Linked DNA regions of Homo sapiens: region 1 is linked to region 2. Evidence: read pairs that join two places in POLR2A ChIA-PET (ENCODE). Cell type or tissue: Caco-2. All regions are shown on one strand. Links, peaks and the distances in the headings refer to the core of each region. The heading gives the core; the rest is flanking DNA.

Region 1 (5,377 bases), core at 102-5,101, 95 kb before region 2:
TCTAATTTCAACTTACAAGTGGACTATGAACTGCAAATTACTACACTGTGCACTGATGCTAATTAAAAAATCATTAGGATGGCCTGGAATGAACTTGGCTTAATTTTAATCTGCCACCTGAATGTGGTCCAGGTTCCAGGTGAAAACAAATACAGGATCCTTCAGGATTTGAGACCTGCAGTACAGTAATTCCAGCAGAGATAAGCAGGGCTCCCGGAATTTGTCCCTTATCCCCTTCACTGCTTAATCACACATTGTTCCCTGCCCAGGCCAACTGGCATTACCTCCAGACTTCAAAATGCCCTTCTGCAGCTCCTGTGCTGGTTAAAGAAAGAAAAAAACACAGTGAAGTCCACTGGAGCACATTTTAGTTTTAATGTGCCAGGTCCCAAAGAGCCAGCTGAGTCGACTTGGCTGCCGAGGAAGGAACGGTGAAAAGTATGTGGACAAAAGAGATCATTTGTTGTTTTTACCCCAAACAATTCTCAAAACATATTTCATATTGAGAATGAGACAGGCACAAATGCACATCTGGACTGTACATATTGTTGAAGGTAAATTCATTTGCTCAGTGAGTCAAGGTTGGCAGGAAGCCAAAATGTTCAGCCCTTGCTTCTGATGCTGAGGCTTCAGCCAGTCATAAAATTATCTAGATCATTTAAGACATAATTACTTCTATCTCAGCCAATTATTTCAGTAGAAAGTTTTTTTCTTTTCCAGAACAATCCTTAATTAATTAAAAGTGCTTATTTCAAAATATTTTATAGAGAATGTGTATGTACAGGCCAGGCACAGTGGCTCACGCCTGTAATCCCAGCACTTTGGGAGGCCGAGGCAGGCGGATCACTTGAGGTCAGGAGTTTGAGACCAGCCTGGCCAACATGGTGAAACCCTGTCTCTACTAAAAATACAAAAATTAGCCAGGCGTGGTGGCACACATCTGTAGTCCCAGCTACTCAGGAGGCTGAGGCAGGAGAATCGCTTGAATCTGGGAGGTGGAGGTTGCAGTGAGCGGAGATCACACCATTGCACTCCAGCCTGGGCGACAGAGTGGGACTCCATCTCAGAAAAAAAAAAAAAGTGTATGTACAGATTAAAGAATAAAGTGAACCTCACGTGACTACACTGGAGACAGGAGCACCTCCAGAGACCCTTGAGCACTCTGCCATTCCATCCCCTTTCCTCTCCAGAGGTAACCAATATCCCCACCTTTGTGTTAACCACCCCCTGGCATTTATTCCTAATTGCTTTTATCTCTCTGTGAATCTCTCAAAAACATTGTTTAGTTTGGAAAAAAACTGAGCAGTAAGCACAGACCTAGCTTTGAAAGGGGAGGGCAATGATGCTCCCACGGCTCCCTGAAGATGACCTGAGTGGAGCTTCCGGGCAGAGCCTGGCTTCCACGTCCCCTTGAGTTCTCCAGAGTCTGTCTGGGGTTGTGTCACAGGGCGTAGTGTGAGTGAGGTGCAGGCTGACCAGCAGAAACATGGTCAAAGGGCATGGGCTGCTATGAATTTTCTGCCTCTAGACTCACCACAGCTGCAGTGGGTGGAAACAGACCTGGAAGAGATCACCAGTGTCCCCGGGCGCTCTGGGAGGCAGGGCCTTTCATCTTCTTCAACCTGGGCACACCTGAGCATTTTTATCTTCATGTACAAGGACCATCGTTGCTCTGTGATCATAACCCTCCGCATGTCTATCTTCTGAGTCACGGCGGCAGTCTGGACCAGCTGCTCGCTATTGCTAGGCCGGAGCACAGCTGTCCTCCCAGGAGCTCCCTTGTCCTCCGCCGGCTTCAGGATCCCTGTATCCCGTGTCTCCTTTTTCCTGGCACTACTTCTTCATCTGGGGGAGCACATCATCTGATAGTTTCCTGAGAAAGGGCGAAAGGATGTAGATAGACAAGCCTACCTGACGCTACTCGGGGGAGGTGGGCTGTGTCCAGGTGCCCCCTATGCACCGCTCCTCTCCGAGGGCTTCCTGGGAGACAGCCCACCAGCTGGGATGTTCTAATTTGGACTCAGTAGAAACTATCAAAGTGGATGCAGTCTCAGAAAACTAGGAAGGTCAGGAATTGAGTCTGTTATTAGCTGATCTCATCTCCGACAAAAAAAAAAAAAAGAGAGAGAGAGAGAATTGAGCCTGTTGTAGTGCACAGCATTCTAGCCTGGGCAACATAGTGACACCCCTCTGTAATTAAAAAAAAAAAAAATTCAGCCTGGAGGAACTTAAATTAACATTGTCCTGGCCTTGGAATGCCTTTAGAAAAACAATAGGAAAACCCCTAGGCCCAGCGGTGCCAGTGGGAAATAAGGGGAGCCTGTCAAGCACTGGTGCACCAAGAATTCAAGGCCTGGGCCCCACAGCTCTCTGGCAGCAGCATTTCAGCCTTATAAGGCAGTGTAAGTTGTTTCTAGGTGCTGAGGAGACTGGAGATATGGGCGGCAGTGAGTCCACATCTCTCCTCCCCTACCTGGCAGTCCCCTCCCCATCCAGGCACTGATAAGATATTGCAGTCCTGACTGTGTCTCCCTGAGATTTAAGAGAGGTATCGGGAGACACACCCTATGTGTTTGGCTTCCATCCCCAGCCCTGCCCATTTGCTGCTGGGAGTAAACCAAAGCAAAAAGCACTCTGAAATGGAACCAAGTCACCATTCTCTCCTATCTGGAATCTGGGTGAGACTCTGTGGTCTTAGTCAAAGCATGCTGACCTGGGGGCAGGGGACTTGGGCCCCACCCCTGGGAGCCACTAGTGCATGCTCCTGGACAGTCATTATCTGGGCCCTGGGTTAGTTCCTCTTCTTTAAACTGGAGGTTGGGTGTCAGGGGTTCTCCTCTCATGGAACATCAGAATCACCTGGAGAGATTTAACTAGCTGCAGCCGCCCAGGCCCCACCTGGAGACTCTGATATAATTGGCCTGTAGGGAGGCCCAGGTAACATATTTTTGAAAACCCTTAGTTGATTCTTGCGTCATCCAGCTGAGAAACACTCACAGATGACTCTAGGGACTTTTGTAGCATTATGATTCAGTAATTCTGATAAGAAACTGTAGGTAATTTTTTATATTTTTTTAAAGAGTCTCGCTCTGTCACCCAGGCTGGAGTGCAGTGGTGCGATCTCAGCTCACTGCAAACTCTGCCTCCCGGGCTCAAGTGGTTCTCGTGTCTCAGCCACGGAGTAGCTGAGATTACAGGCAAGCGCCACCGTGTGTGGCTAATGTAGGTAATATTTTGCAACATAAAATCCAAGGGTAGGCGAGAAGCAGTGGCTCATGCCTGTAATCCCAGCACCTTGGGAGGCTGAGGTGGGCGAATTGTATGAGCTCAGGATTCGAGACCACCCTGGGCAACACAGTGAAACCCTGTCTCTACTAAAAATACAAAAATTAGCTGGGCATGGTGGTGCACACCTGTAGTCCCAGCTATTTGGGAGGCTGAGGTGAGAGAATCACCTGGCCTGGGCAAGTCAATGCTGCGGTGAGCTGAGATCACACCACTGCACTCCGGCCTGGGTGACAGAGTGAGACCTTGTCTCGGGAAAACAAAACAAAACAAAACAAAAAAAACGGCCGGATGCAGTGGCTCACATCTGTAATCCCAGCGCTTTGGGAGGCCGAGGCAGGCAGATCGCGAGGTCAGGAGTTCGAGACCAGCCTGGCCAACCTGGTGAAACCCTGTCTCTACTAAAAATACAAAAATTAGCCAGGCGTGGTGGCACATACTTATACTCCCAGTTACTCGGGAGGCTGAGGCAGAAGAATCGCTTGAACCCGGGAGGCAGAGGTTGCAGTGAGCCGGGATCGCGCCATTGCACTCCAGGCTGGGCAACAAAGTGGGACTCCGTCTCAAAAAAAAAAAAAAAAAAATCGAAGGGTAACCTCAGATCTCCTGACAGGTAGTCCTGTAAAAGAAATGTCCATTGTTATCTAGTATTCAACAGGACTTAACTACAATGCAAGCACTGGCTTCTAATTATGCCTAAGGAGAGACATTAGCATTCTTTAATGTCCCTAGAGTTAAACATTTGTCCACTTTCTTAAATGTTTTACTCTCTAGACTAGACAGGAGGATGGGTGTTTCCTCACTTCCATCCTATCCATTTAAAAATCACTTCTTTATTTATTTTTGAGACGGAGTCTGGTTCTGTTGCCCAGACTGGAGTGCAGTGGTGTGATCTTGGCTCACTGCAACCTCCGCCTCCCAGGTTCAAGCGATTCTCCTGTCTCAGCCTCCTGAGTAGCTGGCACTACAGGTTCCTGCCACCACGCCCGGCTAATTTTTGTATTTTTAGTAGAGACGGGGTTTCACCATGTTGGCCAGGATGGTCTCCACCTCCTGACCTGGTGATCCACCTGCCCCGGCCTTCCAAAGTGCTGGGATTACAGGTGTGAGCCACCGCGCCTGGCCACTTGTTTATTTTTTATTTATTTATTTTTAAGACAGAGTCTTACTATGTCACCCAGGCTGGAGTGCAGTGGCACGATCTTGGCTCATTGCAACCTCTGCTTCCTGGGATCAAGTGATCCTGATGCCTCAGCCTCCTGCGTAGCTGGTATTACAGGCACATGCCATCATGCCTGGCTAATTTTTTGTATTTTTTGTAGAGATAGGGTTCTGCCATGTTACCCAGGCTGGTCTTGAACAACTGGCCTCAAGTGGTCCGCCTGCCTCGGCCTCCCAAAGTGCTGGGATTACAGACGTGAGCCACAGTGCCCGGCCAAGCTAATGTTTCTAAGTCCACCTGTCTTTTTCCTCTATCCCATGCCACCAGGAACTATTAATAGCAAGGCCTGTGACATTTTGGCTGCTAAAGCACAGAATCTCCAAACCCGTGCCATGCAAGATGCCAAATTAAAGTGGATACAAATAATTTCATTCTTCACAAATGAATCTAGAGTAGACTATAAACTGAGACTGGCAATAAAGGATTTAAGAATCTTTCATTGAGATTGTTACTTCAATGTTAGTTCTTAGTGGGCTGAGAAAAATAAAGCAATTGTTTTTTGAGAAAGTGTCTTGCTCTGTGGCTGGGTGCGGTGGCTCATGCCTGTAATCTCAGTACTTTGGAAGGCCAAGGCAGGTGGATCACTTGAGGTCAGGAGTCTGAGACCAGCCTGGCCAACTGGTGAAACTCTGTCTTTACCAAAAATATAAAAAATTAGCTGGGAGTGGTGGCATGTGCCTGTAATCCCAGCTACTTGGGAAGGTGAGGCAGAAGAATTGCCTGAAACCGGGAGGCAGAGTTTGCAGTGAGCCGAGATTACACCACTGCACTCCAGCCTGGGCGATGGCGCGAGACTCTATCTCAAAAAAAAATACAAAACAAACAAAAAAGGAAAGTGTCTTGCTCTGTTGCCCAGGCCTGAGTGCAGTG
Region 2 (5,377 bases), core at 50-5,049:
TTGGAATAATCTGCCTTGTATGAGTGATTCACTTATCTCTGTCTTTCTCACTGAATTGTGAGCTCCTTGATTAAGGACACTGATATTTGCCTTTTATTTCTCACTGAGTCTTCTATATAGTTGTCTTCATCTGACAGCTGATGATTCACTAAATTAAATATAACTACAGAGCTGCTTTGACAGTCATAACAAAGTGTAATTCAGCCAAGCACACTGGGACACACCTGTAGCCCCAGCTACTTGAGAGGCAGAAGGACCACTTGAGCTCAGGGTTTCAAGGCTATAGTGTTCTGTGATCAAGCCTGTGAAAAGTGACTGCACTCTAGCCTGGGTGATGTAGCAATATTCCAACTCTTAAAAAAAAATTTTTTTTTTTTGAGACGGAGTCTCGCTCTGTCACCCAGGATGGAGTGCAGTGGCACGATCTCAGCGCACTGCAAGCTCCGCCTGCCGGGTTCACGTCATTCTCCTGCCTCAGCCTCCTAAGTAGCTGGGACTACAGGCGCCCGCCATGACGCCTGGCTAACTTTTTGTATTTTTAGTAGAGACAGGGTTTCACTGTGTTAGCCAGGATGGTCTCAATCTCCTGACCTCATGATCTGCCCGCCTTGGTCTCCCAAAGTGCTGGGAATACAGGTGTGAGCCACTGCACCCGGCCAAAAAAAATTGTTTTTAAGTATGATTCAGGCTGAGGTGGGTGGATCACTTGAGCTCAGGAGTTCAAGACCAGTCTGAGCAACATGGCCAAACGCCATCTCTACAAAAAATACAAAACTTAGCCAGGTGTGGTGGTGGGCACCTGTAGTCCCCAGCTACTTGGAAGACTGAGGTGGGGGGATGGCTTATGCCCAGGGGGTGGAGGTTATAGTGAGCCGTGATCATGCCACTCCACCATGTCAGTCTGGGTGACAAGGCAGACCCTGTCTCAAACCAAAAAAAGTATTTCAGCATTAAGACTCGAGTTCTTGCCAACCATAACAATGTTCCCTATAGATGGATGATATGGATAATTAAAGCAAAGAGATTTGGAAAGGCCTATTAATAAATAAAAAGGGGAAAGGTTCTGCCAAATCAAAGGGCTTGGTTCTTAGAAATCAGTTGAAGCATCATTGTCCATGAGGAATATGTGAGCCACATATGAAATTCATTTAATAATCTATTTTACTTAACCCAGTATATCCAAAATATTATCATTTCAACAGTCAATATAAAATATTATTAATGAGATGTTTTACATTCTATTTTTTTAGTGAGTCTTCAAAGTCTAATGTACACTTTAAGTTAATAGCACATCTCAATTTGGACCCTAAATTTTCATGGGAAACACCTGATTTGTACTTAGAGTTTGTAAAATTTACAGCTGAGGAAATAGATTCACATACCTAACAGGGTGGTAGGAGATGAAACTGAAAAGAAAGTCAGGCAGCGAAATCATAAAGGACGTTAGTGGCTGTCACAGGCCTTTGGATTTGAAACTGAATGAAGCCACTGGAGGGTTTTAAATAGAAGAATGATAATATGTGGTGGCTCACGCCTACAATCCCAGAACTTTGGGAGTCCGAGGCGGGTGGATTGCTTGACCCCAAGAGTTCAAGACCAGCTTGGGCAACCCTGCAAAACACCATCTCTAGAAAAGATATAAGTTAGCTAGGTGTGGTGGCACATGCCTGTAGTCTTAGTTACATGGGAGGCTGAGGTGGGGGATGGCTTGAGCCTGGAAGGCAGAGGTTGCAATGAGCCAAGATCACACCACTGCACTCCAGCCTCAGCGACAGAGCCAGACCCAGTCTCAAAAAAAAAAAAAAAAAAAAAAAGCTATCTCTCTGTGTAAAGAATAAACTAGGGGAACAAGAAAGGACACAGACTCCAGCTAGAAGGCTGTTTCAATAATTAAGTCAAGAATGAGAAAAGGCTTAGACTAGGATAGAAAGAATGGAAAGCAGTGCAATGTGATCAAATTCTCCATATATTTTAAAGTTCCTATGCCTTCCACAAAACACAAGTATCTGATTGATATTATATTCAACTAAAAGGTTGAAATGTACTTCGATGATATGGGGCTAAAATTTCATTACAAAAATACCTGTATCTCAGTTATTGGCTTCTTAGGATTACTTTTCTCACATGACAGGTCCAAGAAAAAACTGTCTTTCTTTACACTTGGGGTTTTGTCAATAAACCATCCTCCTTCAGAATCTTTGGCAGGGGTCTTCAAGGGAATGGAGCCTGTTTTGGAACTTATCCGTGGTGTTGAAGAGGTGGTTTCTCTTTGCTCCATCTCAGGAGTATTTGAAACAGAATCAGGATTTCCTTTCCGATATAAAGACAGCAGGGAACTGTTCATGTGATTTGCTGACTGGCAGAAAGATAAAACAAAATTGTAGCATAAATTACTCAACAGGTACTCATAAAAGTTGTATTGCCTATAGTAATAAGTTTTCTATATTTTGTTTTTTAACAACTTCTCTCAGAACATTTATAATCAGAATATATAGGTGTTAGGCTGGGCACAGTGGCTTATGCCTGTAATCCCAGCACTTTGGGAGGCCGAGGTGGGCAGATCACTTGAGGTCAGGAGTTCAAGACCAGCCTAGCCAACATGGTGTAACACCGTCTCTAGTAAAAATACAAAAATTAGCCGGGCGCAGTGGTAGGCACCTGTAATCCCAGCTACTTGGGAGGCTGAGGCAGGAGAATCACTTGAACCCAGCAGGCGGAAGTTGCAGTGAGCCGAGATCACACCACTGCACTCCAGCCTGGGTGACAGAGTGAGACTCCATCTCAAAAAAAAAAAAAAAAAGAAAAGAATATATGGGTGTTCACAATAAGATGACTCACAAACAAGCATTTACTATTCAAAAAGACTTCACTCGGCCGGGCGCAGTGGCTCACGCCTGTAATCCCAGCACTTTGGGAAGCCGAGGCGGGCGGATCACGAGGTCAGGAGATCAAAACCATCCTGGCTAACACGGTGAAACCCTGTCTCTACTAAAAATACAAAAAATTAGCCAGGCGTGATGGCGGACGCCTGTAGTCCCAGCTACTCGGGAGGCTGAGGCAGGAGAATGGCGAGAACCCGGGAGGCGGAGCTTGCAGTGAGCCGAGATCACGCCACTGCACTCCAGCCTGGGTGACAGAGCGGGACTCTGTCTCAACAAAAAAAAAAAAAAAAAAAGACTTCACTCCATTCCAATGGAAACCAATTCATAATTGGTGGTTAAATAAAATAAAGTAAGTATGGTTGCTTCGAAAAAAAATACACTAAAGAAGTATGAAAATGAGCTGGTTGCCAATGAGAGTCACTGTTATTCCATCAAAGCAAAATTGGGACTGGGCGTGGTAGCTCACGCCCTGTAATCCTAATGCTTTCGGAGGCCAAACTGGGAGAACTGCTTGAGGCCTAGAGTTCGAGACCATCCTGGGCAACACAGCGAGACCCTGTGTCTACAAAAAATTTAAAATTTACCCAGGCATGGTGGCACATGCCTGTTATCCTAGCTACTTGGGAGGCTAAGGTAGGAGGACAACTTGAGCCCAAGAGTTTGAGGTTGCAGTGAGCTAGGACCATGCCACTGTACTCCAGCCTGGGTGACAGAGCGAGACCCTGTCCCCGTGAAAACTGGATCAAATATTTTGATAATATATTCAAAACTTATATACCAAGGGAAAAAATAAAAAGCAAATTATAAATAATTTGACAAACAGTTGGCCCTCTATATCCAAGGGTTCTGCATCCAGGGATTCAATGAACCTCAATGGAAAATATTTGGGAAATAAAAAGCAATTAAAAAACACAGTACACCAATAAAAATAATACAAATTTTAAGAAATAAAGTGTATGCTGGGCATGTTGTCTCATGTCTGTTATTCCAGCACTTTGGGAGGCCAAGGTGGGTGGATCACTCAAGGCCAGGAGTTCAAGACCAGCCTGGCCAACATGGTGAAACCACATCTCTACTAAAAATGCCAAAAAGTAGCTAGGTGTGGTGGCGCACACCTTAATCTCAGCTACTCAGGAGGCTGAGGCACGAGAATCACTTGAACTTGGGAGGCAGAGGTTGCAGTGAGCCGAGATGACACCACTGAACTCCAGCCTGGGTGACAGAGCGAGACCCTGCCTGTAATTCCAGCTCCTCAGGAAGCTGAGGCAGGAGAATCACTTGAGCTGGGGAGGTGGAGGCTGCAGTGAGCCGAGATCGCACCACTGCACTCCAGCCTCGGTGATCACACCACTGCACTTCAGCCTGGGCGACAGAGTGAGACTCCCTCGCAAAAAAAAAAAAAAAAAAAGAAAGAAATATAGTGTAAAAACTATTTACATCTCATTTACATTGTATTATTACAAGTAATCCAGAGATAATTTAAAGTATACAAGAGGATGTATATAACGTTATATGCAAACATGATGCCATTTTATGTAAGGGACTTGAGCATTTGCAGGTATTCATGTGGGGCTCTGGGGCCAATCCCCCATGGATAGTGAGGGCCGACTATATTATCTCCATATTCTCCTTTAATCAAGCCTTTTCATTACTAATGCCATCTCCTTGACAAAAAGTATATCCCTTTTTCCATTTTTACTATTAATTACTCTATTCTTGTCTGCCCTTATTTCTAGCTATTCTCTTCCCTTCTTTTTCCTTGTATAACTGACTTATAAACATAAATACTGGAAGGATGGTTAATCCATCACCAACACTGAACACAGAAAGTGTTCAATTATTTATTGATGAAGACTTCCGAAGTCTCTTATTCTATTCCCTGTCCTTCCTTTCTCCCTCCCTTTAGCCCTAACCCTTTTTTTTCTTTCCCTCTTTCTTTCCTTCTCCTCTCTCTCTCTCTCTTTTGCAATAAGGTCTGTCGCCCAGGCTGAAGTGGAATGGCACAATCATAGCTCACCGCAGCCTCAAACTCCTGGGCTCAAGCGATCCTCCAGCCTCAGCCTCCTGAGTAGCTAGGACTATGGGTGTATGCCACCAGATCCAGCTAATTTTTATTTGTTTTTTGTAGAGACAGAGTCTTGCTAGGTTGCCTAGGCTGGTCTTAAACTCCTGGCTTCAAGTGATCTTCCTGCCTCAGCCTCCCAAAGTGCTGGGATTACAGACGTGAGCCATAACCCCTGGCCTTTTATTCTATTCCTTACTGATTTTTATTTATTTATTTTTTTGGAGACAGGATCTGGTTTTGTTGCTCAGGCTGGAGTGCAGTAGTGCAATCCCAGCTCACTGCAACCTCTGCAACCTGGGCTCAAGTGATCCTCCCACCTCAGCTTCCTGAGTAGCTGGGACCACAGGTGCAAGCCATTACACCTGGCTAATTTTGGGGGGTTTTTTGGTAGAGATGGGGTTGTGCCATGTTGCACAGGCTGGTCTCAAAC

What was found. ChIA-PET counts read pairs that join two places held together with the same protein. Peaks named below come from ENCODE experiments on the same cell type or tissue, not always from the same donor. Only the 100,000 strongest peaks of a DNase experiment are listed, where the experiment ranks them.
Region 1: POLR2A ChIA-PET joins it to region 2 with 5 read pairs; 5 of 35 experiments call an interaction of 5 or more read pairs at or near these places.

Annotation. Positions count from the first base shown.
Region 1 is chr1:224,211,221-224,216,597 of GRCh38, forward strand. It overlaps LOC101927143 (a long non-coding RNA gene), which reads right to left and starts at 2,059. Exons shown (of 2, transcript NR_110669.1): 1 at 1,535-2,059. RefSeq lists an enhancer at 3,278-3,971. In Caco-2, for the core only: no CTCF peak of the experiment used is centred there; DNase peaks (open chromatin) are centred at 1,561 and 2,471.
Region 2 is chr1:224,305,908-224,311,284 of GRCh38, forward strand. It overlaps NVL (nuclear VCP like), which reads right to left. Exons shown (of 23, transcript NM_002533.4): 6 at 2,084-2,356. Among named protein-coding and RNA genes, the nearest start is that of NVL, 22 kb to the right of the region's middle. In Caco-2, for the core only: no CTCF peak of the experiment used is centred there; no DNase peak of the experiment used is centred there.